2 separate regions of the Homo sapiens genome follow, and region 1 is linked to region 2. Evidence: chromatin loops called from intact Hi-C (ENCODE). Cell type or tissue: B cell. All regions are shown on one strand. Each heading gives the region's core, and the rest is flanking DNA. Links, peaks and the distances in the headings are about the cores only.

What was found. Peaks named below come from ENCODE experiments on the same cell type or tissue, not always from the same donor. Only the 100,000 strongest peaks of a DNase experiment are listed, where the experiment ranks them.
Region 1: a loop joins it to region 2, with 6 times the contacts of the local background. A loop is called at or near these places in 3 of 110 quality-filtered maps.

The regions. Positions count from the first base shown.
Region 1 is chr19:12,063,608-12,066,510 of GRCh38, forward strand. ZNF844 (zinc finger protein 844) reads left to right here and starts at 1,124. Exons shown (of 4, transcript NM_001136501.3): 1 at 1,124-1,269. The coding sequence starts at 1,267. RefSeq lists an enhancer at 1,209-1,298 and a silencer at 1,389-1,568. In B cell, for the core only: no CTCF peak of the experiment used is centred there; a DNase peak (open chromatin) is centred at 1,124; H3K4me3 peaks cover 1,766 bases; H3K27ac peaks cover 910 bases.
Region 2 is chr19:11,983,756-11,986,658 of GRCh38, forward strand. No RefSeq gene overlaps it. Among named protein-coding and RNA genes, the nearest start is that of ZNF433-AS1, 2.4 kb to the right of the region's middle. In B cell, for the core only: a CTCF peak has its summit at 1,311 (motif pointing right); a DNase peak (open chromatin) is centred at 1,366.

The DNA.
Region 1 (2,903 bases), core at 88-2,587, 80 kb after region 2:
GGAGGCGGAGCTTGCGGTGAGCCGAGATCGCGTCACTCACTCCAGCCTGGGCAACAGAGCAAGACACCATCTCAAAAAAAAAAAAAAAAAAAAGCAAAACCAGAATTTCTTACTTATTTTGTTTTTTGGTCTCACTCTGTTGCCCAGGCTGGAGTGTACTGGTGCAATCACAGCTCACTGCAGCCCTCGACTCCTGGGCCAAAGTGATTCTCCTGCCCTGGCCTCCTAAAGTGCTGGTATTACAGGCCCCAGCCACCTTGCCTGGCCTCTTTCCAGACTTTTTTTGTTTTTGTTTTTTTTGAGACGGAGTTTCATTCTTGTTGCCCAGGCTGGAGTCCAGTGGCATGATCTCGGCTCACTGCAACCTCCGCCTCCCAGCTTCAAGTGATTCTCCTGCCTCAGCCTCCCACATAGCTAGGATTACAGGCGTCCGCCACCACGACTGGCTAATATTTTGTATTTTAGTAGAGATGTGGTTTCACCATGTTGGCCAGGCTGGTCTCGAACTCCCGACCACAGGTGATATACCCGCCTCGGCCTCCCAAAGTGCTGAAATTACAGGCGTGAGCCGCCGCGCCCGGCTTTCCAGACTTTTAAAAGTGTCAGACTCTCAATTTCTCCCGGATCAGGGAAAGGGAAAAGGGGAGAGGGGGCATGGCTTCACTAATGGAAATACTCCATAGACGCAAATTTCACCCCCCAGAAGACAGTTGTGCAAGGGCAAAGCTGCAGCCATTCGAAATTGCCAAATAAATATATTTTGGAATAAAATATTTTAATTGCTTTCACCTCTATTAAACATAGAGTCTGGAACTCCCTGCACACACTTATGACACTGTGCAGGACGAAGAAGCAGGGACAGACCATTGACAGAGCCACTTCTAGTAATTAAGACGAGCAAGTTTGGCCGAAATGCAAATTTTCAAAGAGCAGGGCGTAGAGAGGGAACTTGACCTTGGACTGTGGCTTGAAGCGGTCAGTCCTGCTCTGCTTGGCCCTGTTACCCAGGACTTCTGCTGTCACTCAGGATGCAGGGGGCGGGGCCTGGCGCTCCACCCAATCAGAGTCGCCGGGGTGGGGCCCGGCCAACTGTTTATCCGCGGGTCACATTGCCGTTCGCCTCAGTCTTTGGCCCCTCCCGCCGGGTGAGGTTGGCACCCCGTTTTTCCTGCTCTGAGAGGGACCGGTTGCCACCGCCATACTTCTGTCGCCCTGTCGTCTGTGTTGTGACTGCTTTGGACGTGGGAGTCACCTGAAAGCCAGGAAATGGTGAGTGTGAGCCCCCGCTGGGAGTCCCGAGACTTGGGGGAGGGTAGGCGGAGGCTGGTTGGAACTGGCTGGAACCGGCTGTGCCGGGACCCGGACCTCCCCGCGGCGACTCGAGGTCTGGGGCCCGAGCCCCGCTGGCGCAGCTCGGCCTTCGGTCCATTCGGCCGCCGGGTGCGGCTGGGCCGGCAGCCGGGACCCCTGGGCGCCCTGTCTCGTCGCCGCGCGGCGACTGCGGCCCCAGCCCGGGAGCCCTCTCTGGACAGCTCCGCGCCCGCAGCCCGGAGCCTCTCCATATTGTGCGGGGCCACGGGAGGGTCATGGGGGCAATCCCGCCTTGGGTGTGGGGCTCGTGCGGGAGGAGCTGCGCTGTGAGGCCCTCAGTGCCCCCTTTCTCCTGTTAAAACTTAAACAGGCCCGGTGCTGGGAATAGAGGCGTGAGCCACCGCGCCTGGCCTAGCGTGGAGAACTTGTGACAGCGGATAAATGTTTTCCCTGCTGTCTGTGGCTTAGAGCTTGGCAACTGCTGTCGTGTTTTTGTTCACATCATGATCAATGTGTACTAGATGCTTTGTTGTTGTAATCGCCTGAGGGGTTCTTCCTGCCTGTGCTGCAAAAAGAAAGACCAGGGCATTGCAGTAAAGAAAATGTTTGACACGAGATGGACCACGCAACGCCGAAGACGGAGACAGAGTTAGCACTCAAATCAGTCTCCCCGAAGGCTTATAGTTAGGGATTTTTCTTTAATATTTTTTTCTTACAATTTTTTTTTTTTTTTTTAAGACAGAGTCTCGCTCTTTTTTGCCCAGGCTGGAGTGCAATGACACGATCTGGGCTCAGTGCAACCTCTGCCTCCCGGATTCAAGCGATTCTTCTGCTCAGCTTCCCTAGTAGCTGGGGTTACAGGCACGCCACCACGCCCTGCTGATTTCTGTATTTTCAGTAAAGACGGGGTTTCACCGTGTTGGCCAAGGTGGTCTTGAACTCCTGACCTCAGGTGATCCGCCCGCATCGGCCTCCTAAAGGGCTAGGATTACAGGCGTGAGCCACCTGGCCCGGCTAAAAATTGTTTTTTAAACAAGGTCTCACTCTGTCGCCCAGGTTGGAGTGCATGGCGCGATCACGGCTCACTGCATCCTGGACCCACCTGAGCAGCAGCTCAGGTGATTGTGCTGCCTCACCCTCCCGAGTAGCTGGGACTACAGGCGCAGGCGGCTAATTTTTGTATTTTTGGTAGAGATGGGGTTTCGCCATGTTGCCCAGGCTGGTCTTGAACTCCTGGGCTCAAGCGATCTGCTCACCTCGGCCCCCCAAAGTGCTGGGTTTACAGGTGTGAGCCACCGAACTCGGCCAGGGGTTTTTCAAAGGCAGAATCGGGGAAGAGGTGGTGGGAAATGGTCCTCCTGAGTGCTGAGTTGCTTATAGAGGAGCAGGGTTGGTGGGCCTGAGTGGAGCCATGGGTGTCAGACAAGCAAAAAACCTGAAAACACTTATCTGCAGAAGTATCTTGGGACCAGTCTATACCATAGCAAAATTCAGGCTCCTCATCGCTCCCCACTCTGTTCCCCCCGCCCCGACTCATGGTTTTTCATTAGCTTTAGGAAGGCAGTGTTTAAGGAAGAGCTATTATCATTTAA
Region 2 (2,903 bases), core at 306-2,805:
ATGGCTCAATCGCGGCTCATCGCAACCTCCGCCTCCCAGGTTCAAGTGATTCTCCTGCCTCAGCCTCCCAAGTAGCTGGGATTACAGGCGCCCACCACCACGTCTGGCTAATTTTGAATTTTTAGTAGAGATGGGGTTACTCCATGTTGGTCGGGCTGGTCTCGAACTCCTGTCCTCAGGTGATCCGCCTGGCTTGGCCTCCCAAAGTGCTGCAATTACAGGCGTGAGCCATTGTGCCCGGCTGAAAATGTTTAAAATATGCAAATAAAAGAAATAAGACCAGCATCACATTTATTTACTCTTAGAAAATTTTCTCTAAAAACATAATATTTAAATGTGACATAGGCTAGGCACAGTGGCTCACACCTCTACTCCCAGCCCTTTGGGAGACCAAAGCCAGATGATTGCTTGAGGCTAGGAGTGAGACCAGCCAAGGCAACATGGTGATACATCACCTCATTAACAAAAAATGTTAGCTGCGCATGGTGGCACTTGCCTGTAGTTCCTGCTATTTGGGAGGCTGAGGCAGGAGGATGGCTTGAGCCCAGGAATTCCAAGCTACCATGAACCATGCTCAATTAGACCCCTGCCTTATCACAAGGACAGAGGGCTTTCTGTATCCTAAGGTTCTTGCCTTGGTATACTGGAAGAATTGTATCACACGTGGGCTTGGAGAATGAGTGCAAGTTTTTTCTTTTTTTTTCTGAGAAAGGGTCTCACTCTTGTCGCCTAGGCTGGAGTGCAGTGGCCTGATCTCGGCTCACTGCAACCTCCACCTCCCAGGTTCAGGTGATTCTCCTGCCTCAGCCTCCTGAGTAGCTGGGATTACAGGCACCTGCCACCATGCCCAGCTAATTTTTGTACTTTTAGTAGAGATGGGGTTTTGTCATGTTGGCCAGGATGGTCTGCAACTCCTGACCTCAGGTTATCCCCCCATCTACGCCTCCCAAAATGCTGGGATTACAGATGTGAGCCACTGCGCCCGGCCGAAAATGCGAACTTTCTCCTTTGGGTACTACCATTTTGGTGGGCATCAGATCCATGCCCGAGCTCTGTGGGCGCTGCTGCCTCTCTCCACCTCAGGCACCACATCCCAGGAGCCCCAATCCCACTGCCTGGCTTGTGCTTTAGAACAGCTGCTGCTGCAGGGCCCTCAGCTGCCACTACCAAGTTGCGATTTAGAAGTCTTTTAATGCATTTAAATATCTTAGAATTTGTCTTCCCCACTTTATACACACAATCATGAGGAGAGCAGGGACTCTATTGGTGTCTTATTCACACAGTGGGATTGAGGGTGTTTGTCTCATGAAACTGATCAATGAAGTGAGAAACAGCTGAATAACCTACAGGGGGCAGCAGAGCCTGAGGCCAGTGTGGGCCTGCAAAGGAAGGGAAAGGGAGTTCCTTGGGGGCTTCCGGGGCTCCCCGCCTTCCCCTGCAGGTGGCCTCCAGCTGCCCAGAACAGCTGCAGAGAGTGTGGATTCTGAGAAGCTGCAGGGCCCTGGAAAGCAGGAGACCCACGTGCAGGTGCGCTTAGGGGGTTCCATCCTTTCTGAGGTTGCCCTTCTGGAGCCTGGGGCCATTTTCTGGGAAGTGTTTTGGTTTTGACATGTATAGGGTCGCTGGGGTCAGAATGTAATTGTTACATATGAAGAAAATCTGTGAAGGTCAGCCTCAGTGAGACTTGTTGGGTTTGTCTTATAACAGGGTTTATGAAATTGACAGTTTATTTAGGTCAGAGCTTAAATTATCACCAGGTGAGAGTTTCCTGCTGAGGAAAATGAAGATCTGGAAGGAGAGAGCATTTCTACACTGTGAGGGGGCGCGGAGTGGGGGTGAGGGGAGCGAAGATGAGGATGCTTTGGCTTTGCCTCATCTGCATTTCTGGCTCTCTGGAGGACATCTGCTTCTCCCTCCTGGTGTGGTCATTCTTGGCCTGGTCTGGGTTCCCTTCCTGCTCTGAGGCAAAGGGGGTGGCTTTGTGGGGGCAATAGGCCCTTGGTGTCTGTCCTAAAGGTTTGCTGAAAACTCATTGACATGAGGCAGTTGGAGTAACTCTGAAAAGGCATACAAATTTATTTAGTGTATACACACAAGAGCCTTCAGAATGAAGACTCCCCAGCAATAACACAGAAAAGCTTATATACCATCCTGAGGACAGCAAAGAATGCAGACTCATTATGGTCCAAAAATCACATGTTATGTTGGCAAATCGGATGTAGTGGCAAGACATCTTCTGAGAGAGGGAAAGAAAGGGGCTTGGCTAGCAAAGATGGACTGTTATATAAATGAAGCCTCTCACAGAGAGAAGAGAAATGCTTCTTTTCCAACTTTTTAACATTTTTCTTTTTATTTGGATACTTAAATAATGAAGGTGGGAGTCTCCCTGTGTTGACCAGGCCTTCAACTCCTTGCTTTAAGGCAGGGATGTCCAATCTTTTGCCTTCCCTGGGCCACACTGAAAGAAGAATTGTCTTGGGCCACACATAAAACAAAGCTGATGAGCTAAAAAAAAAAAAAGAAAAAAGAAAAAAGAAAAGAAAGAAAAAAAATCGCAAAAAAACTGTATTTTTTTTTTTTAGCCAGAGTCTCACTCTGTCGCCCACACTGGAGTGTAGTGGTGTAATCTTGGCTCACTGCAACCTCCACCTTCGGGTTCAAGCGATTCTCCTGCCTCAGCCTCCTGAGTACCTGGGACTACAGACGCCTGCCACCACACCTGGCTAATTTTTGTATTTTTAGTAGAGATGGGGTTTCACATATTGGCCAGGCTGGTCTTGAACTCCTGACCTTGTAATCTGCCTGCCTCGGCCTCCCAAAGTGCTGGGATTACAGGCGTGAGCCACAGTGCACGGCAGAAAATCGCAAAAAAAATTTTTAAATATTTTAAGAAAGTTTACTAA